Regions from separate parts of the Homo sapiens genome. Here regions 1, 3, 4, 5, 6 and 7 are each linked to region 2. The links are chromatin contacts, found by Hi-C or POLR2A ChIA-PET in ENCODE. All regions are on one chromosome and are shown on one strand. Each heading gives the region's core, a stretch centred on a gene start or an enhancer-like site at or near the end of the contact. The rest is flanking DNA. Distances are from core to core; before and after follow the strand shown.

Region 1 (3,815 bases), core at 485-2,984, 1.1 Mb before region 2:
CTCCAAGATCCACTTCAGCTCCAAGATGCTACAGCTCTATTTCTCCAAGAGCCTTCCTCCAGCATGGACTGATTTTCCAGGCCCCTTTGTGTGTATACTCCCCACAAAGGGACACTCACAAATTGCACTCCAACAAGAATGAGATTATCCTCTAAAGTACTGCGTTAAAGTGAGGATCAGGGAGAAATGAAATAACTCTGAGAGACACTTCCTCCTATACAGAAGCAAGCAAGAAACTGAGAAATGAAGTCCTTCCGAACAGAAGGGGCTGAGAAAACTCATAACACATTAGCCTTCACTCTTAAAGCTTTCAGTCACCAAAGAAATGCTTGATTCCGAAATCGTTTTTGTTTTTTTTACAGATAAGCCTCAAAAACGATTCTTCTGGCACCCATTAAAAAAAAGCAAATAAAAGCTGCACAACTTTTCACTAAAAGATAATGCTTATGCAAGAAATCTTAGTCATGACGAGAGGATGCTTCCTTTGTAAAACATCCAATTTCATGTTCCTAAAATACAACATAAAAACTTCACGTCTTGGTTTTTTTGTTTGTTTAATTTTAACAAATACCAATCTCCTTCTAAACCTTCAAAATTTCAAACCTGTGTCTGCCCAGGGAAGGCAGGCATCAGCTCCTCCACAGGCAGTTTCCTTCCCTCCCTTTCCTCTAAGCGGGGAATCTCATTCCTAGTTTTCTGCCCCAGGGTCCTGTCAGTTCATCCCCGGCCTAAAGTCCCCTCGGGAGACGAAAAAAACGCCAAGTATCCCCGCAGAGATCGGGGTAAGACGCAGTTGAGTCTTGCACACGCCGCATCACGAGGCCGCGCGAGTACAATTTCAAAACTTAAGCTGCAGGTTTCATTTAAATTTTTAAAAAATTTTTGTAAAAATTAAAGGAGAAAACCTAGCTCCCCCTCCCCACGCCTCCTCCTCCCTCTCGGGTCCTCAAGGCCTAAAGCCAACCCGGGGAAGGTAATGGGGATGGGGGATGCGCTCCTCGCCGGCGAGGCCCCGGGACAAAGTGCGGGGCCCCGGGGGCGGCCGAAGCGGGCCCTTCTCCTTCCAGGGCCGGTGCGCGCCCCCCGCCGGATCCCCTGGAAGGATCGGCGGGCGCAGGCTGAGACTCAGCCTCCAGGCCCGCGAGCGGCCGGGGCGCGCTGACAGCTGCCCCGGGCCGGGGATGCGCGGCTGACCTGGTCTCGCGAGCCCCAGGCCCTACCCCGGCCCAGCCCGGCCCAGCCCGGCCCGCGCGGCTGGAAAAGGATACTCCCGGGTGCGGAAGGCCTCCTGAGTGTGCGGGATGGTGAAGAGCGGCTCCTCTCCGGGCAACGGCTTCACCAGCGGGAAGGGCTTGCGGCCCAGGAGCGGCGCCATCGCGGCGGCGGCGGTGGGGACTGGCGGCTGCTGGGGCCGGCCCCGCGGCGCAGCACTAGGCCCCGCGGCCCGGAGCGAGCGCCAGGCGCCCGGGGGTGGGGTGGGGGAAGGGAGGGGTGAGAGGGCGGCGCGAACTCCGGCTCCCTCACCGCCGGCGCGGCCGCGCGACAGTCATGGAGCGGAACGCCACGGCGCAGAGCTCCCGCGCACACCGCCGCGCCTCCCAGCAGCCCCCCGCCGACCTCCGCTTCGGGTCCCGGCGGCCGGCAGTCACGACTCCTCCTCAGCAGCACCGGAGGAAATTATTGAAAAATGGCGGGAGATTCCCCTCCTCCCCCGGGCCCGGCCAACGCACACACTAACTTGCTCCCCCGTGGCGCCGGTGGCGAATGCTCCAATAGGCGGAGAGCTGGTCAGCGCTCACAGCCTATTGGCTCGGAGGAGCTGCCGCTCCGCGCCTGGGTCCCGCCCCCCTGCCCCTGTCGCGTAGTTGGGTTGCAGCGCACTAGAGGGCAGTCTGAAGAGGTGAAAGGTCACGTTATGTAAGCGCCCGTGATAGGCGTGCGGGCCTCCGACGGCAGAGTTAAAAGTGGGGGACAGCGGGGGATGGAGAGGACGAGAACTCAAAGAGGTCAAGCCGGAGAAGCCCCTCGCATATACAGATACTGCGCCATCTGTCACCGACGGCGACACCGACATCCGGGCACCACTGTCCGTGTGGTGCGCCGGAGGGGGAGGGTGAGCGCGCGGCCAGGGGCTTTGTCTTTCCTCTTGGGCGCCTCCCCCTTCTTAAAGGCGCCGTGCTCGGCCACGCCCGGGGATGCGCGGGTGGGGCTGGGCTGCAGGGAGGGGTTGGCGGGAAGTGGCCCCGGGAGCTTACCCTACCAAAGGTTCTGCGGAAGGACAACGTGGGGGCCAGCTTTGCTCACCCCAGAGTTAACTTCTGGGCGGGAGTGTGGTTGAGATCTGGGTAGAAGTATACTGCTTGTTTCTAGGGGCTGGCTGGAAAGTAGAATATAGAAGCTTCTTTGGAGAAATAGATTAAAAGACGTACTTAGTTTTTTGGTTTTTGGTTTTTGTTTTTTTTGAGACGGAGTCTCGCTCTGTCGCCCAGGCTGGAGGGCAATGGCGCGATATCGGCTCACCGCAACCTCCGCCTCCCGGGTTCAAGAGATTCTCCTGCCTCAGCCTCCCAAGTAGCTGGAATTACTGGCGTGCACCACCACGCCCGGCCAATTTTGTATTATTAGTAGAGACGGGGCTTCTCCATGTTGGTCAGGCTGGTCTCAAACTCCCGACTTCAGGTGATCCGACCGCCTAGGCCTCCCAAAATTATCATTATTTTTTTTTTTGAGACGGAGTTTCACTCTTGTTGCCCAGGCTGGAGTGCAGTGGTGCAGTCTCGGCTCACTGCAACCTCTCCCTCCCGGGTTCAAGCTATTCTCTTGCCTCGGCCTCCCGAGTAGCTGGGACTACAGGTGCGCGCCACCACACCCGGCTATTTTTTGTATTTTGTAGAGACGGGGTTTCACCATGTTGGTCAGGCTGGTCTCGGACTCCTGATCTCAGGTGATCCACCCGCCTCGGCCTCCCAAAGTGTTGGGATTACAGGCGTGAGCCACCACGCCCTGCCAGAGCTGTGACTCTGGCTTTTTTTTTTTTTCTCCCATGATACTCAGCACCTGGCTCGGAACATTGTAGGTGCTAGTGAATACTATTTGAATGAATTGGATCTACCTTTTATTTTTTATTTTTTTTGTAGAGACAGGGTCTTACTTTGTTGCCCAGACTGGTCTCGAACTCTTGGCCTCAAGCAATTGTCCCGCCTCTGCCTCCCAAAGTGCTGAGATTAGGCGTGACCCACTGTGCCCAGCCAGGATGTCTCTTTAATAGGTACGTCTGGGCCGGGCGCAGTGGCTCACCCCTGTAATCCCAGCACTTTGGGAGGCCGAGGCGGGCGGATCACGGGGTCAGGAGATGGAGACCATCCTGGCTAACACGGTGAAACCCCGTCTCTACTAAAAATACAAAAAATTAGCCAGGCGTGGTGGCGGGTGCCTGTAGTCCCAGCTACTGGGAAGCTGAGGCAGAATGGCGTGAACCCGGGAGGTGGAGCTTGGAGTGAGCGGAGATCGTGCCACTGCACTCCAGCCTGGGCGACAGAGCGAGACTCCGTCTCAGGGAGGCGGGGGGGGGGGGGAAATAGGTACGTTTGGTCGGGCACGATGGCTCACGCCTGTAATCCCAGCATTTTGGGAGGCTGAGGCGGGCGCCTCACCTGAGCTCGGGAGTTCGAAACCAGCCTGAGCACCATGGAGAAACCCTGTCTCTACTAAAAATACAAAATTAGCCGGGCGTGGTGGCGCATGCCTGTAATCCCAGCTATTCGAGAGGCTGAGGCAGGAGAATCGCTTGAATCCGAGAGGGGGTGGTTGCGGTG
Region 2 (3,875 bases), core at 59-2,558:
CCGGGAAATCGCAAAAATTCAGGCTTCTGTAATCAGATTGCTTCTCCGGTGAGCTTTACGCTCTCCATGTATTTTTCAAAAAAAATCCAACATGAAAATTCTAGAGGAGGCTTTATTGGGTGCGGTCTGTGCAAGAGAGACGATGGGGAATGCCAATCGGAGAACCCAGATTGAAAGGAAAGGTTTTTGGAACCCACATCAAAAGACTGGCTGCTCGGAAAGTTTTCTCGCTAGCGACAAAGGCTTGGAGGCTGGAAAAAGCGTCGTGGTCGCCACCTACCGAGAAGCGGCGGGTGGGGGGAGGATGGCCGTCGTGGCCCGAATCCCCAGTGGGTGGTACTGGGTGGGGGGGCGGGCGGGAATCAAAAAACCACTCAATCTCGTGCTTTACATAAACATCTAAAAATCGTCGGCCTCGGGGTTGTAAAGTTTTGGAGTTTAACTTAGGTGAACAGTAATGTCTCTCCATTTTCAAAACCCACCGGCTAATTCAAGTTGAGAAGCAAAAAATAGTGGTAGGGGGAGGAGTTTGAGTTAAATCGCATCGCGGTTGACAGAACAAAACAGGAGCTACGAGTCAGGATTTCTGCTCCCACTCCCTTGCAAGTTTCCTTCCAAATCCTGAGGGAGAGATAGAGGCGGAGGGTCTGGGGGAGGAATTAAAACACAAGGTCTCCTCCCCTCTCGCCTGTCCGAACTTGGGGGCAACGGTCTCTTTGGAGGCCAGCTTGGAAAACACTAGAGAGGAGTTCTTTGTGTCCTGGAGGGTGGTGCAAGGCGGAAGGACTCCCCTTTTGCAGAGCAAGGAGGGCGACGGCCCAGCCCGGGGCTCCCCGGCTTTTGCAGCTTCCCTGCCTCGCAATTTGCAAGGAATGTGGGGTGCAAGAGCAAGTGGCGGACTTGGACGGCGGCTGGCGCTCGGTGGGGACGACGCCGGAGCCACCACCCGTCCAGATTTCCGTTTCTGCACCCCGGCTCCCCTCCCCCACCCGGGCGGCCGCGCAGGCCCCAGGTGCAGCCATGTTCTCGCTCCCACCACCCTCGCCTCCATTGACAGCCCTTGCTGGAGAGGGCCGGGCGCCGCGCTTGCCTCGTCCTCGGGTTCGGGGCTAGCCGGCGCGGTGCTTCCTGGGAGTTGTAGTCCACGACCGCCGCCGCCGCGTTGACGGGGAACGCATCCGAAACTACAACTCCCGCTGGGCGGCGCTGCGGATGCGCAGGCGCAACGCGCCTTCGAGGAACAAAAAAAAAAAAAAAAAAAAAAAAAAAGAAAAAAAAGAAAAAAAAAAGGAGGAGGAGGAGGAGGGTGAGAGAGAAGCTGGGAGAGCAGAGAAAAGGGGCCACCGGTCGCCCCCCCGCTTCCCCGCACGCGCTCTCCAGCCGCGGCCGCCCGCCTGCCGCGGTCACCCCGGCCTCTGCCTCTGTCCCCCAGTGATCGGATCAAGGCGCTGAGCGAGGCCCTGCCTGCGGGGCGGCCATGCGGCGGTGACAGGAGCGCGACCGACACGCACGGGCCCCTCGCCCCCTCTCGCCTCCCGTCCGCTCGCCAGCTCCCCTCAGCCGAGGCTGCTCCGCGGCGGCCGCAGCCCGCGCGCGGCCCACACTCGCCTCCCCTCGGCACCCCCGGCCCCGGAGCTGCCTGGAGGCGGCCGCACTCGGGTGAGTCCCTCTCGCCTCATCCCCGCGCCCCCCGCCCCCGCCTCGGGGGCCATTGCGAGCGGGGGCCTTTATTAGAGACTTTGCCCCGCCGGGGCCTGCAGGGACAGGGGCCTGGGAGCCGCGGCCCGCCGCGCGCGGTGTGGGGCCTTGGGGGGCGCCCGTGCCGCCTCCCCCTACCCCCACCCCCACCGCCTCGCCGGGTCTCGAGCCCCGCCGGCCTTGGCAGTGGCCGAAACGAGGCGATGGGGGTGGGGCGGCACGGACGCGGTCGCGGGGGACGACAGTGGCACGCGCGCGCCTCAGTGCGCGTGGGGGAGGGGCGCGCGCGCCGACCGGCGTGCGGTGGGGGGGCGCCTCGCGCGTGCGATCCCGCGCGCGAGCGAGCGAGCGGCCCTGCGGGCTGCGCATGCCCCGCCGCGCTGATTGGCCGGCTAGGCGGTGCGGGGGCGCGCGCGGTGCCAGGCCCGAGCCGTCGTGGGGTCGCGCTCGCCTGGTGTATCTGGGGCTCCTGCGCCGGGGCAGCAGACGCGCGGGATTGGCCAACCGGCGCGGGGGCGGGGCCGCGCGTTGCCTGGTAACTGCGGCGGGCGGGGGAGCGGGAGCGCTGTCCCCCGCCCCGCCCCGCTCCCAGGTGGAGTCCGCAGTGGGCTTTGTCCCGGGCCGGCCCGGCGCGCCTGCCCCGCGGGGCCTGTTCTTTGGGGGAAATAAACACAATGACCGGAAGGAAAACTTCAGCTTTAGGCCATGAAAATTAAGCCGTCTGGGTTCAGCCAGCACCCAGACGACGGGAGTGCAGAGGAAGAAGGAAAATGAAATGGAAAAAGCTGTCTCCTTCCCGCTCCCCGACTTCTCCACTTTTTCTTAATCCAGCTTTTGCTTTTTCGTGTAGCGAATTTTGTCCTCCCTAGGTTATGGATTTGCGCTGATTTGCGGCTGGGGATGTTCACAGGTGGGGTGCTGTTGGAGTAGTGTCCACTCTTGGCGATGCGCAGCTCTTGCTGACTACTGACCTCCTTTTTTTAAAAAAAATTATTTGTGGAGATGCGTTCTCACTTTGTTGCCCAGGCTGGTCTTGAACTCCTAGGCTCAAGCGATCCTCCCACCTTGGCCCCCCATAGTGCTGGGATTACAGGTGTGAGCCATCGCTTTCGGCTTAATTTTCTTTTTTTTTTTTAGAAACAGGGTCTCTCTGTGTTGCCCTGGCTGAAGCGCAGAGTGGCACAATCATAGCACATTGCAGCCTCCAACACCTGGGCTCCAGCGATCCTCCTGCCTCAGCCTCCTCAGTGGCTGGGACTACAGGCGCATGCCATCATGCCCTGCTAATTTTTTTTTTTTTGAGATGGAGTCTCACTCTGTGGCCCAGGCTGAAGTGCACTGGTGTGATCTCGGCTCACTGCAACCTCTGCCTCCCGGGTTCAAGCCGTTCTCCTGCCTCAGCCTCCTGAGTAGCTGGGATTACAGGCGTGCCCACCACGCCCGGCTAATTTTTGTATTTTTAGTAGAGATGGCGTTTCACCATGTTGGCCAGGCTGGTCTCCAACTCTTGAATCAAGCTGAAAGCAATCGGCCCGCCTCGGCCTGCCACCAAAGTGCTGGGATTACAGGCGTGAGCCACCGCCCTGGGTCACGCCTGGCTAATTTAAAATTTTTTTTTAGAGATGGGGTCTTCTTGTGTTGCCTAGGCTGGTCGGGAACTCCTGGACTCTGGTGATCCTCCCGTTTAGGCCTCCCAAAGTGGTGGGAGTACAGGCTTGAGCCACCACGCTGGGCCTCATCTCTTTTAAATTCAACTTTGCCGCAGACAATGGCTTGATCAGCCAACAGTGCAGAGGAGAAGTCTCCAGTCCTTCAGGGAACAAAAGGGGAAGTTAGTTTGCAAATGAGAACGTGCAGGTAGAGTGCCCTGCGGAGGCGGGGTCTTCTCCCCAGGCTGAGGCCTGTGGTGTGGGATGACCGATTTTATTTCCTGCTACAGGATTTTTCTGTGGCTGCTACCTTGGCTTTCGTTTCTCCTCCTCCTTGAGATCTTGGTCTTTTGGCTGGAATGACATTTTTCAGCCTATGGAAATCTTTCTTGCTCATATGCAGCCACTTCCTTAAGGTCTTCTCTTTTTTTTTTTTTTTTGCTGCTGTTGTTGAGAGGGTTTCGTTCTATCCCCCCAGGCTGGAGTGCAGTGGCGCGATCTTCGCTCACTGCAACCTCCACCTCCCGG
Region 3 (3,533 bases), core at 871-3,370, 1.1 Mb before region 2:
AGAGGAAGAAGAATGCCAGGCGGCAGGAAGAGCAGAGTGACTTCATTGGTAAGACAGCGGGCATCCTGGGAAAGAGCCAGCCAAGTGAGGCAGGAAGGAGGGCCTTCTTCAGTATTTATCCTAAAAGCAAGAAGGGAACCACTGAAGCATTACTAGGGGTGCTAGGATAAGATGCACATTTTATATATTTTTTTACAGATGGGGTCTCACTGTGTTGCCCAGGCTGGAGTGCCATGGCATGATCATAGTTCACTGCAGCCTCAACTCCTGGGCTCCAGCGATCCTCCCACCACAGCCTTCCAAATAAGGCTGTGCACTTTAAAAAGGTCACTCCGCTACTCGGAAGAGAGAAAAATAAAATCACTCAGTGCAAATGAACAGACTGGGGAATGAGCAAGAGCAGAAGCAGAGAGTTTACAGGGAGGCTGGTACAGAGTTCCAGGTGACAGGGGATGGCCCTTCAGCCTAGCCTGCTAGGGGCGGGGGGGTCAAAAATGGGGAGAAGAGAAAGGTGTACCTGTTCTTAGGTTTCACCAAAACCTCGGAGGATTAAAGGTGGACGAGGAAAACCATGAGTATGTTAAACTAATATTTATACTGAAACCCAACTATATATGAAGCCCTCAGACATAAAAAAGAGAAGGAACTTCCCTCTTGTGGGGAAATGGACAGATAAACACACAAATAAAGTCCAACGTACCAACGACCTTAAAGGAGGTAAAGGGATGGGAGGAGTTAAGGAAAGCTTCCTGGCGGGAGGTAACATCTACTTGAACTTTTATTTTCTGTAGAGACGGGGTCTCACTATGTTGCCCAGGCTGGTCTCAAACTCCTGGCCTCAAGCGATCCGCCCACCTCAGCCTCCCAAAGTGCTGGGATTACATGCCTGAGCCACCTCACCTAGCCAGACCTGGGTTTTTAAATTATTAGTAGTAATTGGCTATACAAAAGAGCTGACGAAGTTGGCTGTGAAAGTTTAATGTGATGACTCCGATACACACCGATATAGTATGTATCGGAGTTCCGGATACTAAACAGGGGCTCAATCGGCATCTTCCATGAACATTTTAGACACGGGGTCTCTCTCCGTAGCCCAGGCTGGAGTGCCGTGGCACGATCATAGCTCACTGCAGCCTCCAACTCCTGGGTCCCAGCAATCCTCCCACCACAGCCTCCCAAGTAAGGATGTGCACTTTAAAAAGACCACTCTGCTACTTGGAAGTGAGAAAAATAAAATCACACAGTGCAAATGATGAACGGACTGGGGAATGAACAAGAGCAGAAGCAGGGAAATTAGAGGGAGGCTGGTACATAGTTTGCAAAGGACTCTCCTGACAGCCGCCGGGGCAGCAAGAGAAAATGCCTACCAAGCTCGCGGCGCAGGGGCCGGTTACTGGGGGAAAGGGAGGGGTATCCCTCTGGATGACACCAGGCTTGCTCCCTTGACAGATGGACTAACCCAGAAACTCACCCAACTTCAACGCCTGAATACGCAGAGCGCTCAGCCTGGCGGGCTGACACCACTCCAGGGCTACTCGCTATTATCAAGAGGAAGCCTGGAAACGCAGGCGGGGCCACTGCCCAGGAAGAGGGGAGGGCGGGCCCCGGGCTGGGCCGGGCGCGGGCACCGACGCCAGGCAGCTCCAGTCCGGGCCGGAAGCCGGAATCCCCTCCCAGGCGGCGCGCGGCAGCAGCCGCAGCAGGTGGGCGGGCCCGCGAGCCGGGAGGACCGCTGATTGGCCGCGGCCGGCGCGCCCTCTGACCTCACGCCGACGCCAGCGGCGCCCTCCTCCCGCCTTCTCCCGCACCCCCCTCCCCCAGCGCCGGCCGGTCGGCTCCCACCTGACCCGCCAGTCCCACGCTCCTCAGGGCCTGGATCCGCGACCCCCGCCAGCCCCCTAAGCTCCGGCCCCTCACCATTTCCGCACTTTCTCGATGGCCGCCATCACCTTCTTGATGTCGTCCTTGGCCCGGCTGCGGGTCTCCGCCCGGACCGACCGGCCCGACATGGCGGCGGCGGGAGCGGCGGGGGCCGGGGCACTGCTCCCAAGACACCGGGGATCGCGCGCCTCACGCGCCGCCGCCCGCCCGCCGCCGCCGCAGCGTCACAGCGGCCGTCGCCCCCTCCGTGCGCGCGTGCGCGAGAAAGCGCGCGCACCCGCCCGCCCCTTGGGGCTCACGGCCTCAGCGCGCCTGCGCGCCCCGCCCGGGGCGTCCCTCCTGAGTGCCCCGGGAGTCCCCTGAGCCCCCTACCCGGGCCGGGGTGCGAGGCGGGTTGGGCGCACGTGCTTGTGGTCAGGGCGAGGTGCGAGGTGCCGCCGGTGGGCAACCTGGTTCTCTTCCCTGAGAGTTTGGAGGTCGGCTCCCTGCTCTGGCCAGCGTGTTAGGAACCTGACCCTGTGGAACCGCACTCCTGCGCCATCTCTGTCCTCCCGCCTCTCCTGCCCAGCACCTTTGCCCTCTGGCTCCTACGCTGTGCTCCAACCACGCCTTTCTTAAGGATGGCTTCCGGTCTTTGCACACACCTGTTCCTCACCTGGAATCCCCTCCTCTCTTTACCAGATGAACTGCTTTCCCAGCATTCAGACCACATTCTTGCCTTTTCTCGAGTATCTAGTAGTCCCAAGTATTTGGGAGGCTGAAGCGGGAGGATCACTTGACCCCAGGAATTTGAGGCTGCCGTCAGCTATGATATGATCGCACCTGTGAATAGCCACTGCACTCCAGCCTGGGCAACATATGGAGACCCCATGTCTAAACGAGACCCCGTCTCTAAAGTAAATAAATAAAAAGATGTCTATTTTGTGCAAGACTCTGTACCTAAAGCTGAAGACATACGTGGTTTTGGTTTCAAAGAGCTTCCAGTTTGTTTATTTATTGAGACGGAGTCTCGCTCTGTGACTCAGGCTGGAGTGCAGTGGTGTGATCTCCGCTCACTGCAACCTCCGCCTCCCGGGTTCAAGCGGTTCTTCTGCCTCAGCCTCCTGAGTAGCTGGGATTACAGGCGGGTGCCACCACGCCCAGCTAATTTTTGTAATTTTAGTAGAGACGGGGTTTTATCATGTTGGTCAGGCTGGTCTGGAACTCCTGACCTCGTGATCTGCCCGCCTTGGCCTCTCAAAGTGCTGGGATTACAGGCGTGAGCCACCACGCCTGGCCTTTTTTTTTTTGAGACGGAGTCTCGCTCTTTTGCCCAGGCTGGAGTACAGTGGTGTGATCTCGGCTCACTACAATCTCCGCCTCCCGGGTTCAAGCAATTTTCTGTCTCAGCCTTCCGAGTAGCTGGGATTATAGTCGTCCGCCATCACACCCAGCTAATTTTTTTATTTTTAGTGGAGATGGGGTTTCACCATGTTGGTCAGGCTGGTCTTGAACTCCTGACCTCGTGATCCACCTGCCTCGGCCTCCCAAAGTACTGGGATTACAGGCGTGAGCCACCGCACCCGGCCCAGTTTATTTATTCATGTGGAGAGGGGATCTCACTATGTTGTCCAGGCTGGTCTTGAACTCCTGGTCTCAAGGGATCCTCACAA
Region 4 (3,527 bases), core at 47-2,546, 1.7 Mb after region 2:
GTTTTCACCTGTAATCCCAACACTTTGGGAGGCTGAGGCTTGAGGTCAGGTACTCGAGACCAGTCTGGGCACCACAGTGAGACTGTTTCTACAAAAAAAATTTAGAAATCAGCTGGGTATGGTGGTGCACACCTATAGTCTCAGCTACTCAGAGCCCAGGATTTGGAGGCTCCAGTGAGCTATGATTGCACCACTGCACTCCAGTACAGCCTGGGCAACAGAGTGACACCTTGTCTCTAAAAAAGAAAGAAAAAGAAAATAGACATTGCTGAGCGACAGAAATCCCACCTTTCTAAACAGTCAGCAACCTCACTGGAGCTGATTTTTAATTCCTAAATCCAGCCTTGATAGTGACTTGGGCAACTCAACTCCCTCTCGGCCTGGGATTATACAACTCTATGTCAGGAGATGGGAAGCGGGGAGACTGGGTGTCTTTATTCCATTTCTGACATCTTTCAGGACTGATGATGGGGGAGGGCCCTGGCCCTGGCTGGCAGCCACTGTTCGATTCAGTTATCATCATCAGGACCGTGGGAGGGAAGGGTATTGGAGCAGAGGACCTTGAAGGGCGCACAGGAGGCTGATGGGGCTGTAACACCTGGGGCATGAGGGCAGCGGAGGTTGGACAGGCAGGTTGGGACCTAGCTGTGGAGGGCCTGGGATACCAAAGAGAGGCAGGACCTGGCCTCAGTGTCGCCAGGACACCAGATCTGCCCCCTCCCTCACTGTTGCACCATGGCTCCCGCGTGTAAAGTGATGGAACCCGTCAGACCCAGGTAGCCACCAGAAACCGCCCAGCTGTTGTGTGCATCGGGGGCCAGGAGTTTCCTCTTCTGCAATCTGGGAACAACGCAGACCTCCCAGGGCTGTTTTCAGAAGCAGAGATGTGTAGGTAAGAAAGGATAGCCAACCAGTACGGGCCGGGACACGAGAGATCACGTCATTATTCAGATGGAGAAACTGAAGGGCAGGCGTGGGACCAAGGGCCCACCACGAGCCCAAGGCTCCATCCTCCCAAGCACGTAACAAAGGTGGAGGCGGAAGACGGAGGAGAGAGAAGCGGGTGAAGTTGGGAGATAAAAGCTCCCCAGTGGCTGGAGGGCGGGATCTGCAACAAATGAAGCCCCGGGGCCGCTAAGCGGGCCGATTTCGGGGCAGGGACCCAGGCCCTAGCAACAGTCCGACCATTGGCGGAGCGGGGACACGCTGGCCTGTGATTGGCTCTTGCCATGCCCGAGGGGAAGGCGGCCGCCCCCGGGGCGGGGCTACATACACAGCCGTGGTCCCGCCCGGCCCACATCCGGGCTTCCGCGTAGTCCGGGCGCCCTGGCCTCTGCACCGTCCTAGAAACCTGTCTTACGTCGAGGAACCCGGGGGACAGAGGCGCGCCAGTGCACGCCGGGGCCAGGGACGAACGGCTCGCCAATGCAAAGGAGGCCCCTCGGGGAGACGGCAGGCAGCAAAAGGCTTCCTTGGCCGGGGGTCTGGGCGTTTGGGGAGGGGAGGTGCTCAGAGATAGGGCCGAGGATGGAGCTCCCAGGTGGGTTGGAGGCGGGGGTGGCTGGGCTCGAGGACGCTGTTGGAGTCCGGGGTCTGGAAGAGGCGATCCCCGGGAAAGCCAGCTTCAGAGCCGGGAAGGGTCGGCAGGGGACCTACTGCAAGAGCCCCCAGGTTGGGGTAGGGAGGGGGCCCAGACCTGGGCCGGGAGGGATGCTGAATCCCCCGACCTAGCTCTGGGGCTTTGCAAACCAGCATCACTGCAGCATTTTGTGGCTCAAGGAATGGGGCAGGGCGGCCAGACCAGCTGTGGCTGGTGCGTGCGTGAGGCCCTGAGGGATGCGGCCAATGCTATTTTGCTGTTTTGTACTTACTCAGTTTCATTTTGGCTCTGTCGCCACTAGGCGAAAGAAATCGAAGTGCTAACATACCACGGGGAGCAATGATTATTACTCAATGTGGCCCCGCCCCAGCAGCGGGAGGTGGCATCTGTTTGACCTTGGAGACTTGGACGGTATTTAGGGAGATTACATGAAAAAAAGACTCACCCCACAATGCTTGCAGTCAGCTACAAGCTGCCTTGTCCTTCATACCTTTTAGCCTTTATTTCCTGAGTCTATCTTGTCTGTTTCTAATGTAGTCTCCTGATTTAGGGCAAGAGAATATTTCTCACTCTTGGTCTGCCCACTACCCACAATCCTTGTCCGAGGATTTACTCGGCAAACTTAGCAGGCAAAACCCCTTGTCAACTTAACACTAAAAAATACCGTCTCTTGGAAGGCAGTCTGCTTTGATAAACCTAATGGAATAAAAAGTGAGTTTGCTATCTGGCTTTAAAGAACATAACCCAGCTGGGCATGGTGGCTCACACCTGTAATCCCAACACTTTGGGAGACCGAGGCAGGAGGATCGCTTAAGCCCAGGCGTTCAAGACCAGCCTGGGCAACATAGTATAGTAAAACCCAGTCTCTACAAAAAGAATTTAAAAATTAGCCAGGCCAGATAGCCCAGCTACTTGGGACGCTGAAACAGGATTGCTTTGAGTCCAGCAGGTGGAGGCTGCAGTGAGCTATGACTGCACCACTGCACTCCAGCCTGGTCAACAGAGCGAGATCCTGTCTCAAAACAAAACAAAAAAACTGACAACCAATGAAACCTCATCTCTAAAATCTGGCTTCAGGTTAAGTGAGTAAAAAGAGGCTTTCTTGTGGCCAGGCACGGTGGCTTATGCCTGGTAATCCCAGCACTTTGGGAGGCCAAGGCGGGCGGATCACGAGGTCAGGAGTTCAAGACCAGCCTGGCCAACATAGTGAAACCCTGTTTCTACTAAAAATACAAAAAAATTAGCCAGGCATGGTGGTGGATGCCTGTAATCCCAGCTACTCGGGAGGCTGAGGCAGGAGAATCAACGTGAACCCAGGAGGCGGAGGTTGCAGTGAGCTGGTATCACGCCATTGCACTCCAACCCCGGGCAATAGTGCGAGACTCCGTCTCAAAAAAAAAAAAGGCTTTCATTTATCTTCTCAGCTCCTACAAGCCAATGAGTGGTAGGGTAATTTGCCGACCACAGTGGGAAGAACTAATTTAACACCAAGATTGTGATTCCCCTAGTGTAGATCCAGTATGAAAGAAGTGTCTCAGGCATGCTTCTGGTTCCTGAGTTAACTCTAGTGAATAAGGTGGGCTGTGCTGTCTCCCCACCTCCCCCAGGCATAGGGGCAGAACAGCTGCAGACCACCAGGACCCAGTGGGCCAAGTGAGGATGTGAGTCAAAGCCAGTGCTTATTAAACCACCTAATACTGTACTTTTCCCATCCAGGGGAGGCAGGAGAGGATTGAGGAGGCAAATCCCCGAGCCCAGAAGACTCCAGTCAGAAAACAAGATGGTCCCCATGGGTAGTGGCCAATCCCTCTGGCCTTTCAGAGCAGTGGCTTTGGCCTTGTCCGCTTAGGTAACAGGCTCTGCTGCTGGTAGTTGCTTAAGAGCACAGAGTAGCCGGGCGTGGTGGCTCACGCCTGTAATCCCAGCA
Region 5 (3,675 bases), core at 956-3,455, 1.2 Mb after region 2:
ACAGAGCAAGATCCCATCTCTACAAAAAAGAAGCAGCTAGCTAGGTGCGGTAGCACGCACCTGTGGTTCCAGCTACTTGGGAGGCTGAGGCAGGAGGATACCATGAGCCCGGGAGGTCAAGGCTGCAGTGAGCTATGATTGTGCTACTGAAGCAGGACACACAAGCCCCAAAATTTAGCCTCCTTCCTTCAGAGCCAGCAGGAGCTTCTAAGCTATGGGGGGCAGCAGTTACAGCTGAGTCAAACCAAAGCCTGCAGCCAAGGGCAAGGAGCTGATAACACTAGGGTGGGTGTGTGGGGAAGGAGCCAAATACTTCTACCATGTGAGGGGAGGGAGTACTGGGCAGGGTCACTGGAGAAAGCGAAAAAGGTAGTACCCTTGAAGGTACTGCTGGGCACAGTGGCTCATGTCTGTAATTCCAGGACTTTGAGAGGTCAAGGCAGGCTTATCACCTGAGGTCAGGAGTTCGAGACCAGCCTGGCCAATGTGGTGAAATCCCATATCTACTAAAAATGCAAAAATTAGCTGGGCGTGGTGATGCACACCTGTAGTCCCAGCTACTTGGGACTCGGGAGGCTGAGGCACAAGAATCACTTGCATCTGGGTGGCAGAGGTGGCAGTGAGCAGAGATCACGCCACTGCACTCCAGCCTGGGTGACAGAGTGAGACTCTTGTCAAAAAAAAAGGAAGGTCTACCTTAAACAGCTGTTCTCCAGCAAAAGCACTTTTCAAACTGTAAAGTGCTGAAATAGATCTCGGTTATGAGTGTTCTATTACATCCCTAACTTTTGAGTCCCTTCCATTGAATCCCTCTCCCGTTTCCTGTCCCTTTTCCTTTTTTTTTTTTCCGAGATACAGTCTTGCTCTGTCACCCAGGCTGGAGCGCAGTGGTGCGATCTCGGCTTGCTGCAACCTCCGCCTCCTGGGTTCAAGCGATTCTCCTGCCTCAGCCTCCGGAGTAGCTGGGATTACAGGCACGCGCCACCATGCCGGGTTAATTTTTGTAGTTTTATTAGAGACGGGGTTTCACCATGTTGGCCAGGCTGGTCTCTAATTCTTGACCTCGTGATCCGCCCGCCTCGGCCTCCCAAAGTGCTGGGATTGCAGGCGTGAGCCACCGTGCCCAGCCTCCTGCCCCTTTTCTTCAATATGAAGATAAAGCTGCCCCTGGCTGTACTGGAGGCCAATTCCGGGCCATAGCAGGAGGAACTGAGTTCTAATTCTGTCTTTGCCATGTAACTGAATTACCCAGGGCCCTCCCTAGTCCTGTTTCCTCTTTGGTGTAATAGGGATGAATACAGATGGGAAGATCGTGATATGAAAGAGTTCTGTGAGCTGTAAGGCATAATAATCATGAGGTATTATTACAGGACCAACAGGTGCCTAGGCCCGCTGTGCAATAACAGACCAGTTACACTGAGGAAGCAGGGTTATCAGCAGAAAAAGGGTTTAAAGATGGCAGGGTGCCTAGGAGGAGACGCAGGGAGACCAACAAATCCATCTTCCCCAAGGAGTTCCGGGCTGGGATTTTAAAGGGCATTGTGAAGGGTGAGGGGCTGGAAAATTGGGGTCATCGACTGGTCAGGGTAAGGGGGTTGAAATCCTCAGGATATGGAAACTGCAGTCCCCATTGAGTCTTGCTTCTGTGGGCTCCTTCAGAACAACTGGTGTCAGTAATTATGCTGGTATGCGGGACCTGAAAGAATATCTCCAAGGGAAAACGTTTCATAATGTTCAAGTTGTTATCTATGGAGTTAAGGGGAATTGTAATCTTGTGACAGGGTCTACGTGATTCTAGGACAGACGATGGGCACCTATCATAGCTGATACACAGAGCTATGAGCAAGCAGGTCGGAGAGCAAGGTGACCTAGTGATGAACGCAGAGTGTGCTGCAAGCTTCGTTTATTTTCGTTTTTCCCCCTCCCTTCTTCCCTGATTAATTTCCTAAAGTTTATAGGAGCAGTTTCAGTACCAGCCCGAGTAGGATGGAATCAAACACGGTGCTGGAACATTCCTACCCGGAAGTGGCCCCGACCCCCCTCCCCCCGTCCCGGCCTCCCACGCACGGGGGGGGGGGGGGGGGGGGCTGATCGGCGCTACCGGATTGGACAACTTGGCATGGGGCGGGGCCTCTGGGAGGCGTGGCCTCCGGCCGGCTCCTCTGCTGTTGCCAAGGGAAACTGCCGCGAGGAGGCGGAAGGAGCAGAGGACCGGCAGCCGGCGTCGAGGCGGGGCGCGGGAACGACGGCGGCCATGGCGGCCTCGGGGCCCGGGTGTCGCAGCTGGTGCTTGTGTCCCGAGGTGCCATCCGCCACCTTCTTCACTGCGCTGCTCTCGCTGCTGGTTTCCGGGCCTCGCCTGTTCCTGCTGCAGCAGCCCCTGGCGCCCTCGGGCCTCACGCTGAAGTCCGAGGCCCTTCGCAACTGGCAAGGTGAGCAGGGGCGGGCCGGGATCGCGGGGCGAGTCCTTGTCCTCCGACTTTGCCGGTTCCTGGGCTCTAGCCTCCGGGACTCGCCCCTTCAGGCCTCACCGCCAGTCTCCCCCTGTCTCGGTCCTCATCACCATGCCCGCCCCCCGGAGGACCGACCTCCAGCACCGTCTCTTGCTCTCCGTGTTCCACACCTTTGTCTGCAGACCCCATCTTCGTCATCACTGTAATCCCTTCCCTACCCGAATTTGTTCCCTTCCCTGTCGCCACCAGACTGGTTAAGGCCCCAAATCCATTCGCTAGCAAATCCATGCTCGCTCTCCAAGGGTAAAGATTTTTCGTCTCCCCCTCCCATTTCACATACACACCTACGTCTGCTTTAGGCCTAAGCCCCACTGAAAAACGTTTTTCTCTCACCTACATCACGACAATTGGACTTTATCCACAAACCCCTATAAGCCCTATAAACGTCCTGCCCTCTTGAGATTTGGAATTTCTTCTGCTTTTTCATCTGTATCTTAATCTTGACTGCCATTCCCAGCTCATGGGGGTACCAGGGTGTCTTCTGCCTTTGGAGAGAAGTGTTTGTTTTTCTCTAGGGGAGAGAAATTTTGCAGACCAATTAAGTATAAACATCCATTCCTGAAAGACATTCCTAGTCTCCGTGTCTTCCTCATTTTCTCGAGAGGAACACAGGAAATTTGCATATCTCCTGCTGTTTTGCAAAGCACACACACTGATATGTATTAATTTCGTTTAACCCTCACAAGGATCCCATGACGTAGGACCTGTTATTGGCCCGTTATCTAGATAAGATTGAGGTTTCATGCAGAGAATCGCAGAGCTGTTGCGTCATGCAATTGAGATAGGAATCTATATTTTTTTTTTTATTCTGTGATGTTTTGGAACTAGAGCCTTCGGGTAGATAATCTCCAAATCATGTACAGTTGCTTCTAGAATCTTTTCATGTTTATACTTGGAATTTCAGTTTTGGAAATACTCAACAAATAATGAAGTACTCTTCAGATAATGAAGCCTCTGGTGATGGCCAGACTGAGGTATATGGTTCCATAGCCTGCTTCCCCACTCCAATCTAAAACTGTTCCCCCCACCCTAGGTATACATAGCACCACCTCACAGACAGAAGCAAAATGCCAACCTAACCTTAACCTCCCACTTTCTGGGGTTCACTGCTTCCCTGGGTGTGGGTTTCGTGGATATGTGAGCGTTAGAGACGTAAGGGACC
Region 6 (3,908 bases), core at 1,374-3,873, 1.6 Mb after region 2:
GGCGAGGCGTGGTGGCGGAAAGCCGACACTAGAGGGCGACAGAGAGTAAGGGAAAAAATGCAGCCAGGACCAACAGGCTTGGAGCAGAGAGATGCCTGGGCCAGGGCTCGTCCCAGCCTGGAAGCCCCAAGCCTTCGTCCTCCATGCCTGCCCTGGCTTCGTGGGGAAGGGGTGGGGAGCATACCAGCCCCCCCCCCGCCCCACCCCGTCTGAACTCAGTCAGCCGACTGAACTCTGCTCTATACCCTGGGGAAAGGGAAGAATAGGACCAGGACGGCCGGCAGGAAAACAGGAAACTCCAGTCCCAGAGCAGCGGGCAGAAGACCGTCCCCAGGATGTGGGCACTTCTCGCCAGAGGGTCCTGAGCCTGGGGCGCACTCTTCTGGTTTGGGGTAAACTTGGTCCTCTCGTGGTCTCTCTCTCTTCAGATAGGGCCCAGGGGAGCCCCCACTCCATACCACGTTTTTCCTTCCAACACATACAGCAGCCAGGAGGCCGGACAGAGCTTTCCGGTTTCCTGTTTTCACAACTGTATTTTCCCCTTTCTCCTTAATCAGTTTCCTACAGCCCCAGACAGGGTGACAGGCCACAGGGCACCTGCCCAGCTTGGCTGTCCCAGCCTGTCCCCCATCCCCTCACCACCCCCAACTTTTTTTTTTTTTTTTTTGAGACAGAGTCTCGTTGTGTCACCCGGGCTGGAGTGCAGTGAGTGGTGCAATCTCAGCTCACTACAACCCCCACCTCCCAGGTTCAAGCAATTCTCAAGCTTCAGCCTCCTAAGAGCTGGGACTTTGGGTTTGCACCACCATGCCCGGCTAATTTTTGTAGGTTTTTTTTTTTCTTTTGAGATGGAGTTTCACTCTTGTCGCCAGGCTGGAGTGCAATGGCACGATCTCGGCTCACTGCAACCTCCACCTCCCGGGTTAAAGTGACTCTCCTGCCTCAGTCTCCTGAGTAGCTGAGATTACAGGTGTGCACCACCACACCTGGCTAATTTTTGTATTTTTAGTAGAGATGGGATTTCACCATGTTGGCCAGGCTGGTCTCGAACCCCTGACCTCAGGTGATCTGCCCACCTCAGCCTCCCAAAGTGCTGGGATTACAGGCGTGAGCCACTGCGCCTGGCCTAATTTTTGTATTTTTAGTAGGAACAGGGTTTCACCATGTTGGCCAGGCTGGTCTCAAACTCCTGGCCTCAAGCAATCCACCTGCCTCAGCCTCCCAAAGCGCTGGGATTACAGGCATGAGCCACCTCGTGCGGCCTGCCTGCCTTTTTTTGAGACGTTCTAGAAGACCCCGGGCCTCCTGCCTTCCTCTCTCAGTTGAGGGAATACTCAGCAAACTGGCCCCATCACCAGGCACCTGCTGGCCTCCAGGCCCCCCTCCACTCACCCAAGGAGGCATCTTAGAGACCCAGATGCCTGGGGGTCTCCTACCTCCCCCTCCACCTACCCAAGGAGGCATCTTAGAGACCCAGATGCCTGGGGGTCTCCTACCTCCCCCTCCACCTACCCACTTTCTAGGGCTCTCTTAAGGGGGAAATCTAAATCTATCTCGGGATAGGAATCCCACTCTCCCGCAGGCTTAAGGAGGACTCCTGCCTCATTCACCCCTTTTCTCCATCTCACTCTGATTTAAAGCAGCGCAGGTCATATCCAGGCTTAGCTGGCCAACAGGGAGGGAACGTTCCCATCTCAGGCCTGGTGAGTGTCTCCTGTCCTCCCCTCACTCCTACCTCCACTGTTTAAAAAATGATTCTATGATACTCGTTAAAGCACGAGCAGGAACATTTTATTCAGGATCATCACAAGAGATATCTAGGCAAGACTGCAATGGGATTGTGCAGTGGAGGAAGAGAGATTGGGCTCAACTCTGAAGAGAGCACGGGCAAGGGAGAATTTATGGCCCAGGAGCAGGGTGGCGTGAGTGGATGGAAAATTACTAAGAGGAAATACTGGGGGGTTCTGGCTCAACTGACCTAGCAGGATTCTAGCTGAAGGCCAGCCAGGGAGATCAGACACCACCTGGGAGATGGTAGAGGATGAGGAACCTGATTGGAGGGTGATCAGATCTCAAGGGTGAGCGGCTCTTGCTAAACAGGTTTCTTGCAAAAACTGGATTTACGAACAGGGCGCAGTGGCTCACGCCTGTAATCCCAGCACATTGGGAGGCCAAGGCGGGTGGATCACCTGAGGTCAGGAGTTCAAGACCAGCCTGACCAACATGGTGAACCCCCATCTCTACTAAAAATACAAACTTAGCCAGGCATGGTGGCTCATGCCTGTAATCCCAGCTACTCGGGAGGCTAAGTGAGGCAGGAGAATCGCTTGAACCCAGGAGTCAGAGGTTGCAGTGAGCTGAGATTGCGCCATTGCACTCCAGCCTGGGCAACAGAGCGAGACTCTGTCGGCGGGGGGGTGGGGAAGACTGGATTTATGCAGAGGGGCTTAGGAGGTTCCAGAGTCTGAGTAAAGTTTGGTCAAACGGGGGATCTTTGTCACCCCTTCCCATGTGCACAGCCCTGTCCTGCAGCATTTAGGCTGTGGAGTGGGTAATGCAGGGGACCTGGAGGGGAGGGGAAGAATGGAGGAGAAACTGTTGATTCACGGCCCTGGAAGGAGACTTAGAACATCCAGTCCAATGGTTTCATTGTACAGATCAAGAAAATGAGTCACGGATGCCGGCCCTTGGCCAAGGCTGCAGTCAAAGACATCCAGGTCCCCAGACTCCAGAGCTAGACAGCCAGAGCGGGAGGGGCGGGAGGACAGATCCCCAGCCCTCCCACCTGGTCCCTCTGTGGCCCCCGCTTCAGTGGTGATGGGGGTGGCATGGCCCCCTCCCAGTCCAGCCAGAAACCAGAGGTCCAGGGAGTGGGGCAGGCTGGAGGTGGGTTTTTAGAAGCGGACTCCCAGAGAGACAGTGTCTAGACGTTTCCAGAAAGACCCAGCGTCCCCTCTACCCCACCCCCGGCGCTCTGATTACTGTCGTCCATATTTTCAATTCCCAGCAGGCCCGGGGGCTGGCGTCATCCATCAGCTGTCAGGCCTCTCCAGGGAGCTCGGGCAGCTGCCTGGAGACTCTGGCACTTTCTCTGAGGCGGGGCCAGTGAAGGCGGGGCTGGTTCAGCCGCAGTTGGCAGAGGCCTGCAGAGGGCGTGGCCAGCATGGTCAAGGCCTTGGGCGCAGGGAAAGGAAGGGGGTTAGTCTTGGGGCTGCTGCTGAGCACCCCACATTTGGGGGCTAGAGATGAGGGGAGGGACCGTCCAATGAAGGACTCCCTGGACCTTGCAGTGGGCAATGAAGAAGGGGAAGGGCCATGACCTGCCCTCTCACCCTCCCCCAACCCCACTCCACGGTGGCTTCTGGGAAATCCCTGGGGCTAGAATTTTCCTTTTTTTTTTTTTTTTTTTTTTTTTTTTTTGAGACAGAGTCTTGCTCTGTTGCCCAGGCTGGAGTGCAGTGGCACGATCTTGGCTCACTGCAACCTCCACCTCCTGGGTTCAAGTGATTCTCCTGCCTCAGCCTCCTGAGTAGCTGGGATTACAGGCACATGCCACCACGCCTGGCTAATTTTTGTATTTTTAGTAAAGACGGGGTTTCACCCTGTTGGTCACGCTGGCCTCGAACTCCTGACTTCATGATCCACCCGTCTCGGCCTCCCAAAGTACTGGGATTACAGGCGTGAGCCACTGCGCCCAGCCTGCATTTTCTTCTCTATCCCAGAAAAACCACCCCTGGCATCTCAGTGCTCTGGATGCTGGAGCCAGCCACAGACTGACAGAGAACAGCTGGGCAGGGGGGCATGTGGGAGCCGCCACCCAGCCCTGGCCCCCTTGCCCAGCTCGGTTGCCCAGTGGGGAGGGCAGAGTGCAGCCTCCTAGAAAAAAGGCACCCGGTTAGGCTGGAAGA
Region 7 (3,745 bases), core at 995-3,494, 1.7 Mb after region 2:
TGTGAGAAAGCTAGCAATAGGGTGAACAAGGCCTAGCTAGAGGTCACAGATTTGCATGTCTAAGGGTAAATGATATCCTTATTTTTTGGACTAATTCTCATCTAGTGGAATATGAAGTGCTCGATTCCACCTGGCTTATCGGCTAATTTCTGCATTACCTTGGATAAATGCCATTTGCACACTCCCTACCAGCCCTTAGGTGCATTGCAGCCTCTGTGTCATTGTGTGTGACATCACTTGGTTGCTATGGATATAGGTGCGAGGTCACTCGCTTTCCTGTGGAACTAGAAATATGGAAAAGAAATATGGAAAAATTATAAGAGTCTAAATAACACGAACTGAAGATATTTCCAATACTGATACCTATTAGAAGTGCAACTTACATCATTTAAGCATTAAAACCTTGTAAGACAGCAACTGTGGCCACAGCAGTATTCCGAATTTCAGAATCAGTTCTCTTCAATAAGACAAAAACCTTTCTTTGTTAACATAGCTGCTTTAAATATAAAGGTATCAGCATTGTCCTCTTTTGAGAACCAGTAAATTTATTCAAGAATTGATCTGTAATATCAATAATGCTTCATTTAAAAGATGTAACACGCAAGGTACACTCCAGCATCCACTTCACAATGGAGATGAATTTGAAAATCTTTGTTACATAAGGCAGGAAATTAAATATTAAGATAGTGGGGGCCCGAAATCATTAGATTAATTTTCTACCTTTCATTTCATAATGCTCAATACTTCCCCCTCCTCTAATATCAAACTGGTTGACAGCCCATTAGATAAATGTGGTGTTACTGACAAAATGGTGCAATACAGGGATGAATCTGCAACCCAGACAAAATGCGACAACTGGCGATCGGTATTCTCTTTTCATCAGCATGAAGATGTACTCGCTTAAACAAAAAAAAGCCTCAGATGCATCTAACAACCAAAAATTTTTAAAAAGACTTTTTCCCCTTTAAAATAACTCCTCCCAGCCTCCACCCAGTCTAGGCTCTCTGCAATATGACAAATGCAGAATCTTCTGGAATGACTTGATACTGCCTCTCACCACGGCTTTGTTTGCACTATCAGATCAGACAGAATATTTTTTCCCCCAACTTATAGGAATTTCAACAGACGCGTGCCTGTATTCAAAAAAGAAACGGCATATGTCACACGAATCGAACCAGTCAGCTACATTCACCACCTTTTAATTTTACAGGCAATACCTACCCTTTTCAATACAAAAACATTAGGGAATAAAATGGAGATGACATGTTGAGAATGATCAATGAAAACGCTAGCGAGACAAACGTTCTCCCTTCCTAAAAGCCGGAGGACTTGCTTTGGGCGAATGGAGAAAGAAGAGCCTTTTGTTAAGAAAAACGTGAGCAAGGTGGTTTCGATTTTGCACCACGGAGCTCAGGTTTTCAAGAGACCCTATACAATGTTTCTGGGAAGATTCTCAGGGATGTGTCGGGACAGACAGTGGGGAAGATTCTGGGGGGGCTGGGGAGGTGGAAAACCGGGAGACCTGCTGAGTGAATGGGAAAGGCGCCGCCCAGACACCAGGGAGAGAAAGAGGAACCGCATCCATGCGGTCCCCCGCCCCCACGCCCAGGCTAGGAGGAGGGGGGAAGTGGGGCACAAAGGATGCGCACGCCTCCCCGCTCGGGTCCCCTGCACCCCTAGAGCCGCGGGGGCCGGAGACCCCGCTCCCAAGTCCAGCCCCGCGGGACCTCGCCCCGGCCCGCGCCCGCGCCGGGCCTGAATGGCAGCGCCGCGGGGCCACGGGGACTCCGAAAAGAGGCCGCGTCACAGCCCGGGTTCCCGTCGCCTCTCGGGACCCTCCCCAGCCCCCCTCAGTGAGCGAGACGGGGCGGTCAACCCGCCATCGCGACAGGGCGACGAAGCCCCGGGCCTTCCACGCCAAGGACCGCGTCTTCGGAGGGGCAGGGAGCGGCGGGGGAGGGGAGGAGACACTCACGTTCTTCATGGCCGCGGCCATGTCGTCGTAGCGCTCCGCCTGCTCGGCCAGCCGGGCTTTCTGCACCAGTTGCTCGCGGTCCACCATCTTCGCGGGGCTGGGTCTGGCCGGAGAAGGAGGAGGACACTGGGGCGGCCTGAAGGGCTTGGAGGGCGCGACTGGAGCCCAAGTGCCGGAGAGGACCGACCCACAGAGCGAGCAGCTGAGGCGGCGGCTGCGCGGAGGAGGCGGCTGGAGCTGCGACCGCGGGACCGGGCGCGAGGCGGCTGCGGCTGCTGTGCGTGCCACTGACGGACAACCCCCTGCGGCCCCGCCCACGCCGCATGACGAAGGCAGGCCCCGCCCACCCGTCCGCAAGCCCCGCCCATGCCCCGCCCGAGCCCGGCCGCGGCTAGAACTCCCCGCTCCCCAGCTGGGCTCACTGCGCGTCTTCCGGGCACCCCGTCCTTTCCCACTGCGCCCCCACTCTCCCCTTTTTTCACTTCACTCCCCAGTTCCCTCACCCCAGCTTCTCCAGTCGCCCCCTTACGCCTCCCCCTTGAGCCTCCCGCCCCGCCAGCCCTCGGACGCATGGGCCCCTGGGAGTTGTAGTGTAACCTGCAGTGCACTGAGGCGCTGAGGAGACCAAGGACAAAGGGGCGGTCAAGACTACAACTCCCAGCGGACATAGCGCGCAGGCGCAGGAGGACGGGGGGGGGTGCTTCGAATCCCGAGGCCGCTGGGGACCCCTGGCGGGGATCAGGGCTGCATCAGTCCCTGCGAGTGCTGATTCACCGCCCCGCCCCATATTCTCCGGGAAATTACGAGAGGAGGGGGCAGGGGCCTCAGTCCTAGACCCTGTTTCCGAGATCACGTAGCAGGTCGTGGTGGGGGAAGGACAGGAGGCGCGTCCATTGTAGATCCAGACTCTCAGTGTGGTGCCTGCCCGCGGGATGGCCGAATTAAGGGGCCAGACCCTGGGGACTGTCACCTCCACCCCCTACGAGCTTCCATTAAACCCCCCACCCCACCTTGAGGCTCTTGGGCCTGAATAGGTGAAAACATGGACGAACGACAAATACCGGCTGGCCACAGTGGTTGATTTCCAGAAAGGATGCAGCTGTCTGCTGGCTGACCCTGGAGAACCCCTTCTTCCTCTCCAGGGTGGAGTGCTAAAGATTGAGTTCAGCTACCAGGAGCCTACTCCACATCTAACTGGGCTGCGTCTAGGGCTTGGTTGTCCAGCCCTTCTCTCCCCTCCTAAGACATACATACCTACTGAGGTCACGCTGATATATTCTCGTTCATATTATTCCACATAGCTTGCAGATAGCATGGGTTTTTTTGCTTTGTTTTGCTTTTTTGTAGAGACGGGGGTCTAGCTTTGTTGCCCATGCTGGTCTCGAACTCCTGGGCTCAAGCGATCCTCACGCCTCGGCCTCCCAAGGTGCTGGGATTACAGATGTGAGCCACCATGCCTGCAGGCCTGATAGTTTTGACTGCACATTTTATTTACTTTATGTATTCAACAATTATCTATGAGAAGCTACTGTGTTCCAAGCCCTATTCTAAGCCACGAGGTACAGTAGTGAACAAAACAGACAAAAATCCCTGCCCAAGAAAATAGGTGAGATATGTACAGTATGCTAGAAGTCAGTAAGGAGTGAGTTTTGAGGTTGCAGTGAGCTGAGATTGCGCCACTGCACTCCAGTCTGGCGACAGAGCAAGACTCCGTTTCAAAAACAAATAATAAAATAAAAAGTTTTTTAAAGGCTGGGCACGGTGACTCAC

What was found. Hi-C counts contacts between places; a loop is a spot of excess contacts on that map. ChIA-PET counts read pairs that join two places held with the same protein, here RNA polymerase II (POLR2A). Pooled maps may share reads with other maps.
Region 1: a pooled map shows a loop between it and region 2 (9-fold over the local background). The contact joins the promoter of BAZ1B here to the promoter of GTF2I in region 2. A Hi-C loop is called at or near these places in 4 of 37 single-sample maps with no recorded cell type and 11 of 50 pooled maps. POLR2A ChIA-PET finds 5 or more read pairs at or near these places in 2 of 52 experiments (GM12878 and H1).
Region 3: a loop to region 2 is called in a map of CD8-positive, alpha-beta T cell, with 14 times the contacts of the local background. The contact joins the promoter of BCL7B here to the promoter of GTF2I in region 2. A Hi-C loop is called at or near these places in 1 of 168 maps with a recorded cell type or tissue (CD8-positive, alpha-beta T cell), 1 of 37 single-sample maps with no recorded cell type and 7 of 50 pooled maps. POLR2A ChIA-PET finds 5 or more read pairs at or near these places in 2 of 52 experiments (BJ and CD8-positive, alpha-beta memory T cell).
Region 4: a loop to region 2 is called in a pooled map, with 6 times the contacts of the local background. The contact joins the promoter of FPASL here to the promoter of GTF2I in region 2. A Hi-C loop is called at or near these places in 8 of 50 pooled maps. POLR2A ChIA-PET finds 5 or more read pairs at or near these places in 3 of 52 experiments (CD4-positive, alpha-beta memory T cell, OCI-LY7 and activated naive CD8-positive, alpha-beta T cell).
Region 5: a loop to region 2 is called in a map of naive thymus-derived CD4-positive, alpha-beta T cell, with 18 times the contacts of the local background. The contact joins the promoter of RHBDD2 here to the promoter of GTF2I in region 2. A Hi-C loop is called at or near these places in 1 of 168 maps with a recorded cell type or tissue (naive thymus-derived CD4-positive, alpha-beta T cell) and 7 of 50 pooled maps. POLR2A ChIA-PET finds 5 or more read pairs at or near these places in 2 of 52 experiments (T-cell and activated naive CD8-positive, alpha-beta T cell).
Region 6: a pooled map shows a loop between it and region 2 (2.5-fold over the local background). The contact joins the enhancer-like site here to the promoter of GTF2I in region 2. A Hi-C loop is called at or near these places in 8 of 50 pooled maps. POLR2A ChIA-PET finds 5 or more read pairs at or near these places in 2 of 52 experiments (CD4-positive, alpha-beta memory T cell and OCI-LY7).
Region 7: a map of naive thymus-derived CD4-positive, alpha-beta T cell shows a loop between it and region 2 (12-fold over the local background). The contact joins the promoter of YWHAG here to the promoter of GTF2I in region 2. A Hi-C loop is called at or near these places in 2 of 168 maps with a recorded cell type or tissue (both naive thymus-derived CD4-positive, alpha-beta T cell), 1 of 37 single-sample maps with no recorded cell type and 10 of 50 pooled maps. POLR2A ChIA-PET finds 5 or more read pairs at or near these places in 2 of 52 experiments (A549 and naive thymus-derived CD8-positive, alpha-beta T cell).

Annotation. Positions count from the first base shown.
Region 1 is chr7:73,520,559-73,524,373 of GRCh38, forward strand. BAZ1B (bromodomain adjacent to zinc finger domain 1B) reads right to left here and starts at 1,735. Exons shown (of 20, transcript NM_032408.4): 1 at 1,269-1,735. The coding sequence starts at 1,375. RefSeq lists silencers at 979-1,858, 2,209-2,348 and an enhancer at 1,919-2,078.
Region 2 is chr7:74,656,410-74,660,284 of GRCh38, forward strand. GTF2I (general transcription factor IIi) reads left to right here and starts at 1,309. Exons shown (of 35, transcript NM_032999.4): 1 at 1,309-1,659. RefSeq lists silencers at 859-1,018, 1,389-1,568, 1,589-1,878, 1,949-2,468 and enhancers at 1,099-1,218, 1,239-1,288, 3,239-3,468, 3,739-3,875.
Region 3 is chr7:73,555,570-73,559,102 of GRCh38, forward strand. It overlaps BCL7B (BAF chromatin remodeling complex subunit BCL7B), which reads right to left and starts at 2,121. Exons shown (of 6, transcript NM_001707.4): 1 at 1,918-2,121. The coding sequence starts at 2,009. RefSeq lists silencers at 1,457-1,906, 1,927-1,976, 1,997-2,106, 2,157-2,396.
Region 4 is chr7:76,316,951-76,320,477 of GRCh38, forward strand. It overlaps FPASL (fibroblast proliferation associated lncRNA), which reads left to right and starts at 1,297. Exons shown (of 2, transcript NR_186616.1): 1 at 1,297-3,497. RefSeq lists enhancers at 167-1,163, 636-815, 1,164-2,160 and a silencer at 1,096-1,335.
Region 5 is chr7:75,876,829-75,880,503 of GRCh38, forward strand. It overlaps RHBDD2 (rhomboid domain containing 2), which reads left to right and starts at 2,206. Exons shown (of 4, transcript NM_001040456.3): 1 at 2,206-2,432. The coding sequence starts at 2,255. RefSeq lists an enhancer at 1,902-2,510 and silencers at 2,057-2,306, 2,407-2,586.
Region 6 is chr7:76,291,773-76,295,680 of GRCh38, forward strand. No RefSeq gene overlaps it. Among named protein-coding and RNA genes, the nearest start is that of HSPB1, 8.9 kb to the right of the region's middle. RefSeq lists a cis regulatory region at 1-392 and enhancers at 16-531, 2,882-3,021. Within about 2 kb of position 2,624, at least 33 of the 41 ENCODE cell types and tissues checked have a DNase peak (open chromatin) inside an H3K27ac peak, as active enhancers do.
Region 7 is chr7:76,356,747-76,360,491 of GRCh38, forward strand. It overlaps YWHAG (tyrosine 3-monooxygenase/tryptophan 5-monooxygenase activation protein gamma), which reads right to left and starts at 2,245. Exons shown (of 2, transcript NM_012479.4): 1 at 1,976-2,245. The coding sequence starts at 2,062. RefSeq lists silencers at 1,376-1,566, 1,650-1,849, 2,170-2,579 and an enhancer at 1,674-2,320.